Regions from separate parts of the Homo sapiens genome. Here regions 2, 3 and 4 are each linked to region 1. A link is a contact called in ENCODE Hi-C or POLR2A ChIA-PET data. All regions are on one chromosome and are shown on one strand. The core of a region is the stretch at or near the end of the contact, and the rest is flanking DNA. Distances in the headings are between cores, read along the strand shown. Region 1 holds the start of GGA1 (golgi associated, gamma adaptin ear containing, ARF binding protein 1). Region 2 holds the start of MYH9-DT (MYH9 divergent transcript). Region 3 holds the start of TOMM22-DT (TOMM22 divergent transcript). Region 4 holds the start of FAM227A (family with sequence similarity 227 member A).

Region 1 (3,124 bases), core at 424-2,923:
AGCTGGGCGTGGTGGCGCACCTGTAATTCCAGCTACTCGGGAGGCTGAGACAGGAGAATCACTTGAACCCGGGAGGTGGAGGTTGCAGAGAGCTGAGATTGTGCCACTGCACTCCAGCCTGGGTGACAAGAGTGAAAACCCGTCTCAAAAAAAAAAAGAAGAAGCTATCCTTTACCTCCAGCCTCCACAAGGGAAGAGGAAAGATCTTACAATTCTGCTAGGACACAAAGGGGGAAGGAAAGGAGAAAATCCCAGCCCCAGTGTGTCAGGGCCCAGCCAAACCCAGGTATCTCTAACTTCTGCCTGGTTTTAGACTCTCTGGACTCTCAGAAAACCCCCACTGTTTCTAAACCTGAGAATGTTTTGTATGACCCACAGCTCAAGACCTGTGTCTGAGATCAGTTAGCCAGGGGCCCACCCATCCCCCCAGCCCAGTTGCTGCTGAGACCCAGGCGGACACTTCCGGCGTTCACAACGGTCAAGGGCTGCTGAGTGCCCCTTTTCCACCCCCTGCCCCTCTGGTGGCTAGGATGACTCTGAAACATCCCTAGAGGTTTGGTTCTGGGGCCAACCTCATGGTTCAACTCTGCTCAAGCCTGGCTTAAAAGGGGCCGGCCATGACCCCAAACCACGCTAGACAGTTGCCGGTGTGCCCGGGTCCAAGAGGGTTCCCTGAGGCCCTGGCAACGACGGGGTCCCAACAGCAGTTAAAGCCTTGGGAGAGAACCCTCACTAGACCAGGGAGAAGCCAGCCACGGCTTTCAGAGGCAGAGTCCAGGAGCGGGGCTGTGAGAGCAGGGGATCATCAGGGCTGTGGGTTAAGGAGCTCAGGTGGAGGGTTTGCGGGCTAGGAAGCCTAAGCAATAGGAAGCTACGTCTGAGGAGAAACAAGAAAAAAAGGGGTGTAGAAGCCTTTGAAGGAAGTTCAGCAAGAGCTGGGAAAGGCATCTTGGAGACTGAGGGGTTAGGCTGAAGGGAGTGACAGGGAGCTTGGAATTATTAATACTTCTGGAGTCTAAGACTCTCCCAAGCCTGTAGGGTGCGGGGGTTTCTCACTATGTGGCTAGAGACTAGGAGCGGCGGGAGGAATCAAATGGGGCAGTGGGTCCTCCCTTCCAGGACGGGGTAATGAGCAAATGTGACTACTTGCGGGCTCCAGGAACGCCATGCAGGGCCAGAGAGTGGAGGATTCGGGGCCTGAAAATAGTAGGGTCCCTCCCTCCCGGGTGTGAGATGCAACCCCGGGGAACCGCTCGCGTGCTCCTTCCCCGGGCCGCTACTCCGTGAAGCAATGTGAGCCTTGGGGGTTGGAGGCTGCTCTCTCCGTCCCGGGGGTTCCCGGCGCAGCTCACTCGCCGTCCCAGGGGTCATGGCCCAGGGATCCGACAGGTGGGCGGCGCCCGCTCCCACCGCTGGACCGCGCCGGGGCCGGGGTCCTCCATCGCTCCAGGGTCTGAGGGGCCGACTGAGGACACCGCCCCTCCCGGGCCGGGGGCGGGGCGTGAGGAGGGGGCGACCCGTACCCCGCCCCCGCCGGGAAGGGGCCCGCCTCGTGCCCCCGGTTCCGGTTCCGGTCCGGCCCGCGCCCCTCCCGGACACTCACTGATTCGCGCCTCCAGAGTCTCCGGCTCCATCGCGGGCTCCATCCGCCACCGGCCCCCAGCCTCGGCACCGCCCCCCCGCCCCCCGCAGCTCTCGCGGGACCTCCTGGGCACCGCCCTCTGCCGATTAAAGGGGCAACGTCCGAACGGGCGCGCTCGGCACCATAGAGAGGCCAACGAGCTCGCCTAGAGCGTCACCTACTCGCCCAACCCCACCCCCACGCGGCGTCTACGTCGCAGCTGGGACCGGCCGCCTGCTTTTCCGTTCCCGGCGCTCAGGCGGGAGAGGAAGTGGAGATACTGCAGGCTAAGGGCAGCACCATGGAAACCCCAAGGGACGCTCTAACTCGTTCTGCGTCACGGAGATGTCTGTGACCGCCTCCGGAAGAATTCTCTGCGGGCATGTTGCTGAGGGGCTCTGAGGCCACTTCCGGAGCCCTGAGCGGGTACTTCCGCTTAGAGTCGAACGTGGGAGAGTCCCTTAAAAGGGCGATAAGCTACATCCTCATGTACCTTGGCCGCTGTGAAAATGACGAAAATAAATCAGTTTCTTGAGTGCTTACAGTATTCTGGGCATTGTCCTAAGCACTATTTGTAATTAATCCATTTAGTTCTGACTCCTTACAACAAACCCACCAGATAATTAGTCGGCCTGAGGCCGCACAAGTAGCAGAGCTTGAACCCTGTGCCGTCTCCTCCATTCATCCAGCCAACGTTTAATGAACTCTTTGTATTTGCTTTGCTCTGTGATGGGCACAGAAGGAGATAGACAAGGCCAGATATTTATTACAGTGTGATAGGGGAAGCCCACGGGGTAGTGGGAACAAAGGAGGGGGCTCCTCCCCCAAACTGGGGTGGGGTGGGTGGGGGTGTTGTCAGGGGAGGGGTCGTGTCAGGGGAGGGGTCGTGTCAGGGGAGGTTTCAAGAGAAAGTGATACTGTACTTCGCTCAAAGACAGTCGGATTTCTCCACGTAGAGCTGGTGCGAAAAGATATTCAGGGAGAAAAAGTAGGATGAAGGCCGAGGAGGGCGGATCACGAGGTCAGGAGATCGAAACCATCCTAACACGGTGAAACCCCGTCTCTACTAAAAAAAAAAAAAAAAAAAAATTATCTGGGCGCGCCTTTAGTGCCAGCTACTTAGAAGGCTGAGGCAGAAGAATCGCTTGAACCCGGGAGGTGAAGGTTGCAGTGAGCCGAGATTGCGTCACTGCACTCCAGCCTGGGCGGCATAGCGAGACTCAGTCTCAAAAAAAAAAAAAAAAAAAAAAGTAGGATGAGTCCAGGGAGTTGGAAGTATTTCAATACGGCTCCCAGATATCTGCAAATAGATATCTATTTGCAGGAGATATCTTGGAATTAGGCTGGGGCAAGATCACCCAGGTCCCATGTTTTGCTGCCCTTTTTTTTTTTTTTCCCTGTAAGCAACGTTGGAGGTGTCGTTACAGTTTTACGGATGGTAGCAAAGTCAGGCTTTTGTTTTAGAAGGGTCCAGCAGTGGGAGGAAGATAGCAGTGGGAGCCA
Region 2 (3,124 bases), core at 400-2,899, 1.2 Mb after region 1:
TTCGACATATGACTATATCACAATGTATTCAATCTTGTAATATATTGTACATTTATTTCTAACATTTAGTGACTATAAACAATGTTGCAAAGAACTTTTTTTTTTTTTTTTTTTTTTTTTTTTTTGAGACGGAGTCTCGCTCTGTCGCCCAGGCTGGAGTGCAGTGGCGGGATCTCGGCTCACTGTAAGCTCCGCCTCTCGGGTTCACGCCATTCTCCTGCCTCAGCCTCCCAAGTAGCTGGGACTACAGGCGCCCGCCACTACGCCCGGCTATTTTTTGTAGTTTTAGTAGAGACGGGGTTTCACCGTTTTAGCCGGGATGGTCTCGATCTCCTGACCTCGTGATCCGCCCGCCTCGGCCTCCCAAAGTGCTGGGATTACAGGCGTGAGCCACCGCGCCCGGCTGCAAAGAACTTTAAAGTTCATATCTGTGTACTTTTCTAATGTCTTTTAAGATGAATTCTCAGATAGAATTGATCAATTTACTTTCTCATCTGTATCTATAAACCTGACCAATATTGAGCATTTTTTTTTTAATTAGGTGAAAATGGCATTTTATGTTGTTTTGTTTGCATTTCTTATGGCTTTTTAAAAATAATTATTGGCCATTTATAATTCTTCTTTAAAATCACCTGTTCCTGTTTTTGGCCATTTTTATTTTGGAGTCTTTGAGGTTTTTCTTTTTCTTTTTCTTTGTTTTTTTTTTTTTTGAGGCGGAGTTATGCTCTTGTTGCCCAGGCTAGAGTGCAGTGGTACGATCTCTGCTCACTGCAACCTCCGCCTCCCGGGTTCAAGCGATTCTCCTGCCTCAGCCTCCTGAGTAACTGGGATTACAAGCATGGGCCACCATGCCCGGCTAATTATTTTGTATTTTTAGTAGAGACGGGGTTTCTCCACGTTGGTCAGGCTGCCCTTGAACTCCCAACCTCAGGTGATCCGCCCGCCTCGGCCTCCCAAAATGTTGGGATTACAGGCATGAGCCACGCGCCCGGCCGAGGTTTTTCTTATCAACTGGGAAGAGATCTTTATATATTGCTGATAGTAATTTGTCACAGAGTTGCAAAATCTTTTTTTCCCAGCTTTCTTTTGCCTTTAGAACATAGCTTTTTTCTGAAGTTAATTTGGAAGAATAGTCATGATAGCAAGCACATTCCAGTAAGAAAGAGTAATGATGAGAAATTTGCCCTCATAGATATAGAATGTATTATAAAGGTATCTTCATTAAAGCATGGTGGGATTGGCACAGGTGCACACAGAGAGATCAATGTATACAAGTCAGAAACAGCTTCAAGTATAATAGTTCTATAGGCGATGAAGGTGCCAACTAAAATCAGTGGAGAAAACAGTGTTTGGACAAGTGGCTATTACAAAAATTATCTTAGGTTTCTTCCTTACCCCAAAAATAAATTCCAAATGGATCAAAAGATTTTTCATTTAAAAATGAAAACATTTTTTATCCTCTTGTAGTGGACAGTAACAAAAAAAAAGTGCAATTTGTAACAAGTACCTGAAAGGATGTATGCGAGTTAATGACATGGAGGTGAAGAGAGGCTCGGAAGGGTATTCCAGGTGGAGAGAACGGCCAGAGCGAAGGTTTGGAGGCTGAAAGGCAGCAACGTGCGGATCCTAAAGAGGCAGGGTCAGGAATCGAACTCAAGACGCTCACAATGGAATCCAGGGCTGAGTCCATGCCCGCCCCCACAGGGATCATAATTATGTAAAATAGCATTTTTCCCATATATGGTACTTAATATCTGTCCTTGTGGTGGGATGACATGAGACTGAGAGCACAGCTCGCGGGGCGGGGTGTCAGAGTTCCAGACCTTCCCAGTCGGCTCCCGCAGGGCCTCGCCCCGGCCCAGGCAAGGCACCAAAACCCCGGCCCGGAGCTCTCCGCGCCCCGAGTCGCCGCCTCCTGATTGGATTCCCCCTGTGTCAATCCTTGTCCTAGAACCTGGCTGTCCGTTGGACCCGCCCTAGAGGGCGGGGCTCCCGCCTAGGAAGCGCGGGGGAAGGTGGAGCGGGTGGAGGTGGGGCGGAAAGAGGATGTTGAATCCCCACCCATCTGGCCGCAGAGGCTCCGCCCACCCCCTTTCCACAGGCCAATACGTCTGCCCATCAAGGCCAGGCGCGGCCTGCAGTGGGTGTAGCAGGAAGGGGGCGGGATTGTGCCCCAGGCTCCGCCCCGGAGCCGGCTCCCGGCTGGGAATGGTCCCGCGGCTCCGAGGGCGGGGCGGGAAGGCGGCGAGGAGCCGAGCTGGGTGCGGTGAGGCGCGCAGATCACCGCGGTTCCTGGGCAGGGCACGGAAGGCTAAGCAAGGCTGACCTGCTGCAGCTCCCGCCTCGTGCGCTCGCCCCACCCGGCCGCCGCCCGAGCGCTCGAGAAAGTCCTCTCGGGAGAAGCAGCGCCTGTTCCCGGGGCAGATCCAGGTTCAGGTGAGCGAGCCCCACCGCGGTCCCGCCCCGGGCAGGCGGCGGCGGGCGGGCGGGGGCGAGACGCGCTGCCGCCAGGCCGACTGGTGGTTCTTGGGCTCAGTGCGGCCCGCCACCCGCGCGGGCGGGGGCGAACGCCGGCGGCTCAGGGCCCGGCACCGCATCCTTCCCAGGGGGACCGGGACCCCCACGCGGGCGCTCGGGGAGGGCGCCGGCAGCAGCGAGGCCTAGGGGTGCAGGGGCGGCCTCGGGACCCGGCGCTCCCCGGCGCCCCCCGTGTCCCCCGGCGCGGTCTCAGGACTGGGCACTGGAGCCGACCTCCCCCAGCCGCTGGGGCACGCGCCCCGCCCTCGCCTCGCCCAGGCCCGACTCGGGCAAACTTTTTAACCCCTTCCGGGAGCCGCGGCCCCTGGGACGCAGCCTCACGGGTTGGGAGCCCGGGGCAGCCGCTCCCGTGGAAGTTTCTGGCGTCTGAGGCACGGAGGTAACGGGCAGCGGGCACCGTTTGGCAGCTGTCAGGGCGTCCTCCTGAGTCAGAGTCGGACCGTCCCGCTGCAGACCTTGCACCCGGCCCGGTTTCCGCCTCCGCGGCCGACTTCCTCATTCGCCCGCTGCCGTCGGACTGGTCGGGGAGGGCCCGGGGGAGGTGCGGCGGCTGCCCGGACAAGGGGGACCCGGCGGGGACCCGGGC
Region 3 (3,124 bases), core at 209-2,708, 1.1 Mb before region 1:
GTCACTGTCTCCCATCACCCCCAGACAGGACTGTCTAGTTGCAGGAAAACAAGCTCAGGGCTCCCACTCATTCTACGTTATAGAATTATTTCATTATATATTACAATGTAATAATAGAAATTCAGTGCACAATAAATGTAATGCACTTGAATCATCCAGAACCCCCCCCCCGACCCCCGGCCACCCCCAACCCACCATCCATGTAAAAACTGTGTTCCATGAAACCAGTCCCTGGTGCCAAAAAGGTTGGGGACCAATGTGTTAGTGAAATAACTTGCGTCTCCACCACTGGCAAAAAGCCCAAGGTCTGGGCTCACCTGCCGCTGCTGCAGTTGCTGCTGTTGCTCCATTTGCAACTTCTCCGTCTCAAAGACAACGGGAAGAACCAGGATCATAAAGGAAGTGGTCCCAATCCACAAGGCTGCCCTGGAAAACCTGCAGAGGAAAATCCCCAGAGGGTGAGCATGAAGACATGCAAACAAAACAGGCAAGAACTACCCAGTAACCAAACCTCTCACATTACATACTCCAATGTTTTTGATAAACGTATTCTACCCGCTCCTTACACCATACTCCTACCAGAGACAGGAGGAGCAGCTATGGTAGCTGTATCATCTAGTGATGGCGGTTTAACATTCTCCTGAGTTCTTACAAAGCTCCTTATTCATTAATTATCTCCAACAATCTGAAATAACCCCCACAACTCCCCTGCCAGGTAAGAATCCCCATTTTACAGAAGAGGAAACTAAGAAAGGATAGGGTACAAGCCCAAGGTCACCCAACACGGGTCTGCTGCTTCCAAACCCCGTGTTCTTTCACAGCACCACGACCATCCCATGCACGTACCCAGTGCCTTTGCCCTCGTTCCTTACCTGTACATTTTCTGAGCCACAAAGAGGGAAAGATCAAAAGTGGCTCCGGCCGCGGACCGGACCCTCTCCGGAAACATCTCCGTCAGGCCCCATAGTCTCTCCGACAGGGTCTCATCTAGCTGTGGTGGAGTAGACGCGGGTCTTAGCCGAAAAAGCGACATCCATTCCTGGCCCCGCTGCGGCACTGGGAGCCGCCGAGCCCCACTGGAGCTAGGGCACCCAGGGCCCAGCAGGGCCCCTAACCCCGCCTCCCAAAGCAGCCGCTTCGCTCCGATCCCGTACCACGCGGATCCCACACCCACGAGCGGGCCCGCTTCCCGCTCTGCACCCCGCGAGGCCCTAGTACCTCCTCATCGTCGTCCTCCTCCAGCTCCTCCTCAGGCTTCTCCGCGTCGCCTTTCGGGAGCAATTCGTCCGGGGACTGGGGTTCCCCTGCACCGGCAGCAGCGACGGCGGCAGCCATGACTGTAGGGGACACCGGAAGCGGAAAGGAGGTGAGCGCAGCCGAACGGCGGACAGAGCTGCTTTTCCGGGAGCCGAGGCGCGAGCCGGGCGAGAGCGGCGCCCTCTAGCCCCGGGTCCTCCAGTGCCCGCAGCGGGTCCGGCAGCCCTGGCCTTATCCGGGCGTCGGGGCTTCGGCGGGCATTAGCAGCAGCTGAGAGGCCTGTGAGAGGTTCTGGGGCGCCACCGCAGTCATTCTGTTCAGCGGGTATAGGGTGAGCTCAGAAACTTGCTTGTTTTTCTTTTTTTCAAATGCGTTGTTTTAATTCCAGGTAATAGAGTTCAGGGGAGAACAAAGATCAAAGGGCTGACTCTGGCAAGATTCTGGGGGCTTGTTTTACTTTAAGTTCACAGCTAAGGTAGGAGTGGCTGAGTGAAAACAACTCAAGAGATGATGAGCCACTGTATTTTTTTTTTTAACAAAAGTTTATTCTTAAATTTACAACAGGCTCCAAGACAACACTTTATTCGAGCATAGGTGGCCAAAGATGTGGCCGGGAATAGAGATGTTTAAAGACGAATGGAGTCAGGCCCACCATCACCGCAGGCCCAAGGGACAGTGGAACAGGTCGCTTTTTGTAAGATTTTAGCTTTTTGTTGTTGTTGTTGTTGTTGGTTTTGTTTTGAGACGGAGTCTCGCTCTGTCGCCCAGACTGGATGGAGTGCAGTGGTGTGATCCCGGCTCACTGCAAGCTCCGCCTCCCAGGTTCAAGCGATTCTCCTGCCTCAGCATGCACCACCAACCACGCCCCGCTAATTTTTTGTATTTTTAGTAGAGACGGGGTTTCACCATTTGGCTAGGCTGGTTTTGAACTCCTGACCTCAAGTGATCTGCCCGCCTCGGCCTCCCAAAGTGCTGGCATTACAGGCATCAGCCACCGCACCTGGCCTATATATAGTTATATATTATATATAATATATATTTTATGTGTGTGTATATATATACGTATATATGTATATATATGTATATATGTGTATATATGTATATATGTGTATATAGGTATGTGTATATATGTATATATATACATACGTATACATATATACGTATTATGTATATATACATACACACATATACACACACACACACACACACACATACATATATATATAAAGACAGGGTTTCACTGTGTTGCCTAGGCTGGTCTTGAACTCCGAGACTCAAGCAATCCGACTGCCTCAGCCTCCCCAAGTCCTAGGATTACAGGCCTATGCCACTGCGCCCCACCTTGCCGGATTTCTTAATTCGGCCTGTGACCAGGGCCAAAGATTTATCTTCCTTGTCCATCTCCTTGGCCTGCTTCTTGGGCTGTTTTAGAGAGACACTGATCCAGTTTCGTTTTCCTGAGCCATGTTTTACTTGGTAGGAATAAATTAGTGTCTTGCAGGTCTTTTGGGAAAACATCAGGTAAATCTTCCCTATGTACCAAACAAAGGTAAGAGTTAACACCTAAATACCAGGTGCTCTGGTGCCTGTGGGTGTGGGTGGGTGCGGTGTGTCCTCCTTTAATCTTCACAGCAGCTCACTGGGGTAGGCACTGTTATCCCCATTTTAGAAATGAGGAAACTGAGGCATAGTACATAGATTTCTAGTAAGTAGGTGAGCTGGTCAGAAAGTATGCAGATATAAATTTTTGTTTGAGTTTGTGTGTTTGTTTTTGAGATGGAGTCTTGCTCTGTCGCCCAGGCTGGAGTGCAGTGGCATGATCTCAGCTCACTGCAACCTCCTGGGCTCAAGCGATTCTCCCGCCTCA
Region 4 (3,124 bases), core at 308-2,807, 1.0 Mb before region 1:
TGAATTATTACAATGAGAATATATTCATGTATTACTTATGAACAAAATAAACAAAACACAGTTAAGAAGCAGCCCCCAGCATGCCTAAAATCTAGAGACATTTGAAGAAGGAGAAATAAGTCAAGTCCCCACTGATGCTAACTGCACTGGGCCTGAGCACATGGGCTGGACACAACAAGTTTAGGGGCCTGGCTCTCCCCTTCAGTTGCCTGCTAGACCTTGGCCCAGCTGCTTTACTTCTCGGGCTTTAACTGGGCACCTTACTCATGACCGCACTAATTCTCATAACACTACAGCTGGGAGCTGTCATCCATGTATTACAGATGAGGAAGGGTCTGGATTAGCTACCTTTTAAGTCAGATCTAATAATCCACAAACAGCTCAGCTGAGATCCTGGGATTCTGGGGCATCCGCGTGCACTTGAGATACAAGCTGTCCCACTGGCCCATGGCAACCTTCTTTCTAGTGAAACTCCCAGGGCGAGCGTGCTCCGCACACAGGAAGTGAAGGGGGAGCACCTGGCTTCCAATGATCACTCTGCGGCTCACCCACAGTGGGACCCCAGCATTTATCCCCCTTGGACTTCGGCTTCTTTCTTTGCACTGAGGAATAATAATAGTACCTGGCTCACAAGATGTTATAGTGTTTTAGTGTTTATAGGAAGCTGTGCACTTGATCCTCACAACGACCCTGGGAAGAGGATCGAGTAAGTAGAGCCTTCCCAGTCCACAGATACTGATACTAATCACTAATCATTGTGTAAAGGTTTTCCGTTTGCAACAGGCCATAAAATATATTATCTTACTTTAATTCTAAGAAAACAAGGGCGGAATCTCTGGTTTTCATCGGATTCTCAAAGATATACGTGTCCCCCAAGGAGTTCAGAGGTAGCCATGTTACGCAGATGCACGGCCCCCAGGGCTGTCGGACTCAAGTAACAGCTGTCAACAAACGTTCACACGCACGATCTCATGCAATCATCTTCACGGCGACCTACGGGGAGGAATTACCGCCCCAATTCACAACCGCGGAGACACACAGAGGAGGGCGGCCACCGCCCGGGGTCGCCCGGCCTCCGTCCCCTTCCCCAGGCCCTCCTGAAGCCTCTCTCCAGGCGAGGCCCGGACGTCCTACTCAGCTCGGGCCCCCGAGTGAACCCAGGCAGCGCTGGCCGGCGACGCCGGACTCGGAGACGTACCTGACGCGTCCCAGAAGCCGGGGTCCAAGCGCTCCCCGAACCCCCAGCAAGGACTCTGTAGCCCAGAGTTACCTTGACCCACCCGCCTCCTGCCGCCTGCCCGCCACGCGCATGCGCTGCCCCGCCCGGCCTCTACCACCGAGGAAAGGGGTAACCGGCGCGGGGGTTCCCAGCGCCAGCCTGCGCCAATCCCCAGAAACTCCGTGAATCACCTCGGGATAGCAAACGGATTATACAAAGGCAGTGTCTTCTGGGGTCCTTTTCATGCCTCTAGGACCAGGACCTGCATTCACCCTCTCCACTGACACATTGGTCTGGGCCCCCGGCCCGGCTGTCACCATAGAAACGGCATCTCGCGGACAACGCGGCGGCTCACGAAGGTTCCATTGTTATGCTAAACGGGAAAGTGGAGACCGCGCCGGCGTTGCCTAGAGAACGCCTGGACTCAGAGTAGCAAAATGGGCCTCTCCCCAACTCCCCTCCTCATCCCCCAGCACAAGGCAAAGGGCACCCCTTGCTGTGAGTTTGGGGGCACCGGCTGTCGGGGGCCGACCCAGAACTTTGCGGGGTCCCCTGAGGGACCCGTGGCGGGACCGGCCCCGGGTTCGTCAAATTCCGCCGATGCTTTCAGGTAAGACGGACGGACAGACGCACCATGACCCACCTCTGGCAGCCTGCCCCCTCCCCGTGCCGTTATGGCGGCTTCTACAAGCAAGGGAAGCTGAGGCCCAGGGACTACTTAAAGGTTGCATTGTGAGGAAGGGACAGAGAACTACTGGAGAATCAACTCCAGATCTCCTAGAGTCCTAAAAGCGTGTGTTATTGGTTCCGTCTGATAAGTGCAGAAACTTAGGCCGTTCAAGGAGTTTACCGGCTGCCTAGTGGGTGTATCAGGGCATCCAGTGAGGGGCAGGACCCAGGGGTCTTTGACTCCAAGCGCAGTTCTCTTCCAACTACACCACCCTGCATTAAAAGAGGGGAGACTTCCATGTCCTAGAACTAAAATCTTCACAATCTGGCTTAGCATTGTGCAATAGAAACATAAAGCAGGCCACATATGTGATTTGGAATTTTCTAGTAGCCACATTTTTTAAAAAGTAAAAAAGAAAGCCAAGTGAAATTAATTTGAGTAATGTTTTAAACTCCATATGTCCAAAACATTACTATTTCAAGATATAATCAGTATTTCTAAATTTGCACTGCTTCCATTTAAAAATTTAATTTTTTTTTTTTTTAAGACAGAGTCTCACTCTGTTGCCCAGGCTGGGATTGCAGTGGCATGATCTCGGCCTCCCGGGTTCAAGCGATTCTGCTGTGTTCACCTCCCAAGTAGCTGGAATTACAGGCACCCACCACCATGCCCGGCTAATTTTTTGTATTTTTAGTAGAGATGGCGTTTCACCATGTTGGCCAGGCTGGTCTCGAACTCCTGACCTCAGGTGATCTGCTTGACTCGGCCTCCCAAAGTGCTGGTATTACAGGTGCGGGCCACTGCGCCTGGCCAAAATTTGAATTAATTAAAATTAAAATTTTACTCTTGGCTGTTCTATCTATGGAGTAGCCATTCTTTTATTGCTTTACTTTAAAAAAATTTTACTTTTTTTTTTTTTCGAGACAGAGTCTCGCTCTGTCGCCCAGGCTGGAGTGCAGTGGCATGATCTTGGCTCACTGCAACCTCCGACTCCTGGGTTCACGCCATTCTCCTGCCTCCGCCTCCCAAGTAGCTGGGACTACAGGCGCCCGCCACCATGCCAGGCTAATTTTTTTTTTGGTATTTATTTATTTATTTATTTATTTATTTTAGATGGAGTCTCGCACTGTCGCCTAGGCTGGAGTGTGCAGTGGTACAATCTCAGCTCACTGCAAGCTCCGCCTCCTGGGTTCATGCCATTGTCCTGCCTCAGCCTCTCGAATAGCTGGGATTAC

The links. A loop is a pair of places that touch in the nucleus more often than their neighbours do. ChIA-PET counts read pairs that join two places held with the same protein, here RNA polymerase II (POLR2A). Pooled maps may share reads with other maps.
Region 2: a loop to region 1 is called in a pooled map, with 7 times the contacts of the local background. The contact joins the promoter of MYH9-DT here to the promoter of GGA1 in region 1. A Hi-C loop is called at or near these places in 7 of 50 pooled maps.
Region 3: a loop to region 1 is called in a map with no recorded cell type, with 26 times the contacts of the local background. The contact joins the promoter of TOMM22-DT here to the promoter of GGA1 in region 1. A Hi-C loop is called at or near these places in 2 of 37 single-sample maps with no recorded cell type and 7 of 50 pooled maps. POLR2A ChIA-PET finds 5 or more read pairs at or near these places in 1 of 52 experiments (GM10248).
Region 4: a loop to region 1 is called in a map with no recorded cell type, with 17 times the contacts of the local background. The contact joins the promoter of FAM227A here to the promoter of GGA1 in region 1. A Hi-C loop is called at or near these places in 1 of 37 single-sample maps with no recorded cell type and 4 of 50 pooled maps. POLR2A ChIA-PET finds 5 or more read pairs at or near these places in 1 of 52 experiments (activated CD4-positive, alpha-beta T cell).

What each region holds. Positions count from the first base shown.
Region 1 is chr22:37,607,383-37,610,506 of GRCh38, reverse strand. It overlaps GGA1 (golgi associated, gamma adaptin ear containing, ARF binding protein 1), which reads right to left and starts at 1,673. Exons shown (of 17, transcript NM_013365.5): 1 at 1,604-1,673. The coding sequence starts at 1,646. RefSeq lists enhancers at 844-953, 668-1,289, 1,894-2,063, 2,214-2,293, a silencer at 1,284-1,733 and a cis regulatory region at 3,038-3,124.
Region 2 is chr22:36,387,119-36,390,242 of GRCh38, reverse strand. It overlaps MYH9-DT (MYH9 divergent transcript), which reads right to left and starts at 1,649. Exons shown (of 3, transcript NR_183573.1): 1 at 1,508-1,649. It overlaps MYH9 (myosin heavy chain 9), which reads left to right and starts at 2,276. Exons shown (of 41, transcript NM_002473.6): 1 at 2,276-2,436. RefSeq lists an enhancer at 1,965-2,259 and silencers at 2,053-2,632, 2,663-2,742, 3,023-3,124.
Region 3 is chr22:38,680,190-38,683,313 of GRCh38, reverse strand. TOMM22-DT (TOMM22 divergent transcript) reads left to right here and starts at 1,458. Exons shown (of 2, transcript XR_007068097.1): 1 at 1,458-1,588. It overlaps TOMM22 (translocase of outer mitochondrial membrane 22), which reads right to left and starts at 1,357. Exons shown (of 4, transcript NM_020243.5): 1 at 1,219-1,357; 2 at 873-991; 3 at 318-435. The coding sequence starts at 1,335. RefSeq lists silencers at 1,014-1,063, 1,454-1,523 and enhancers at 1,254-1,323, 370-1,569.
Region 4 is chr22:38,654,825-38,657,948 of GRCh38, reverse strand. It overlaps FAM227A (family with sequence similarity 227 member A), which reads left to right and starts at 1,557. Exons shown (of 17, transcript NM_001013647.2): 1 at 1,557-1,829. CBY1 (chibby 1, beta catenin antagonist) reads right to left here and starts at 1,311. Exons shown (of 5, transcript NM_015373.4): 1 at 1,199-1,311.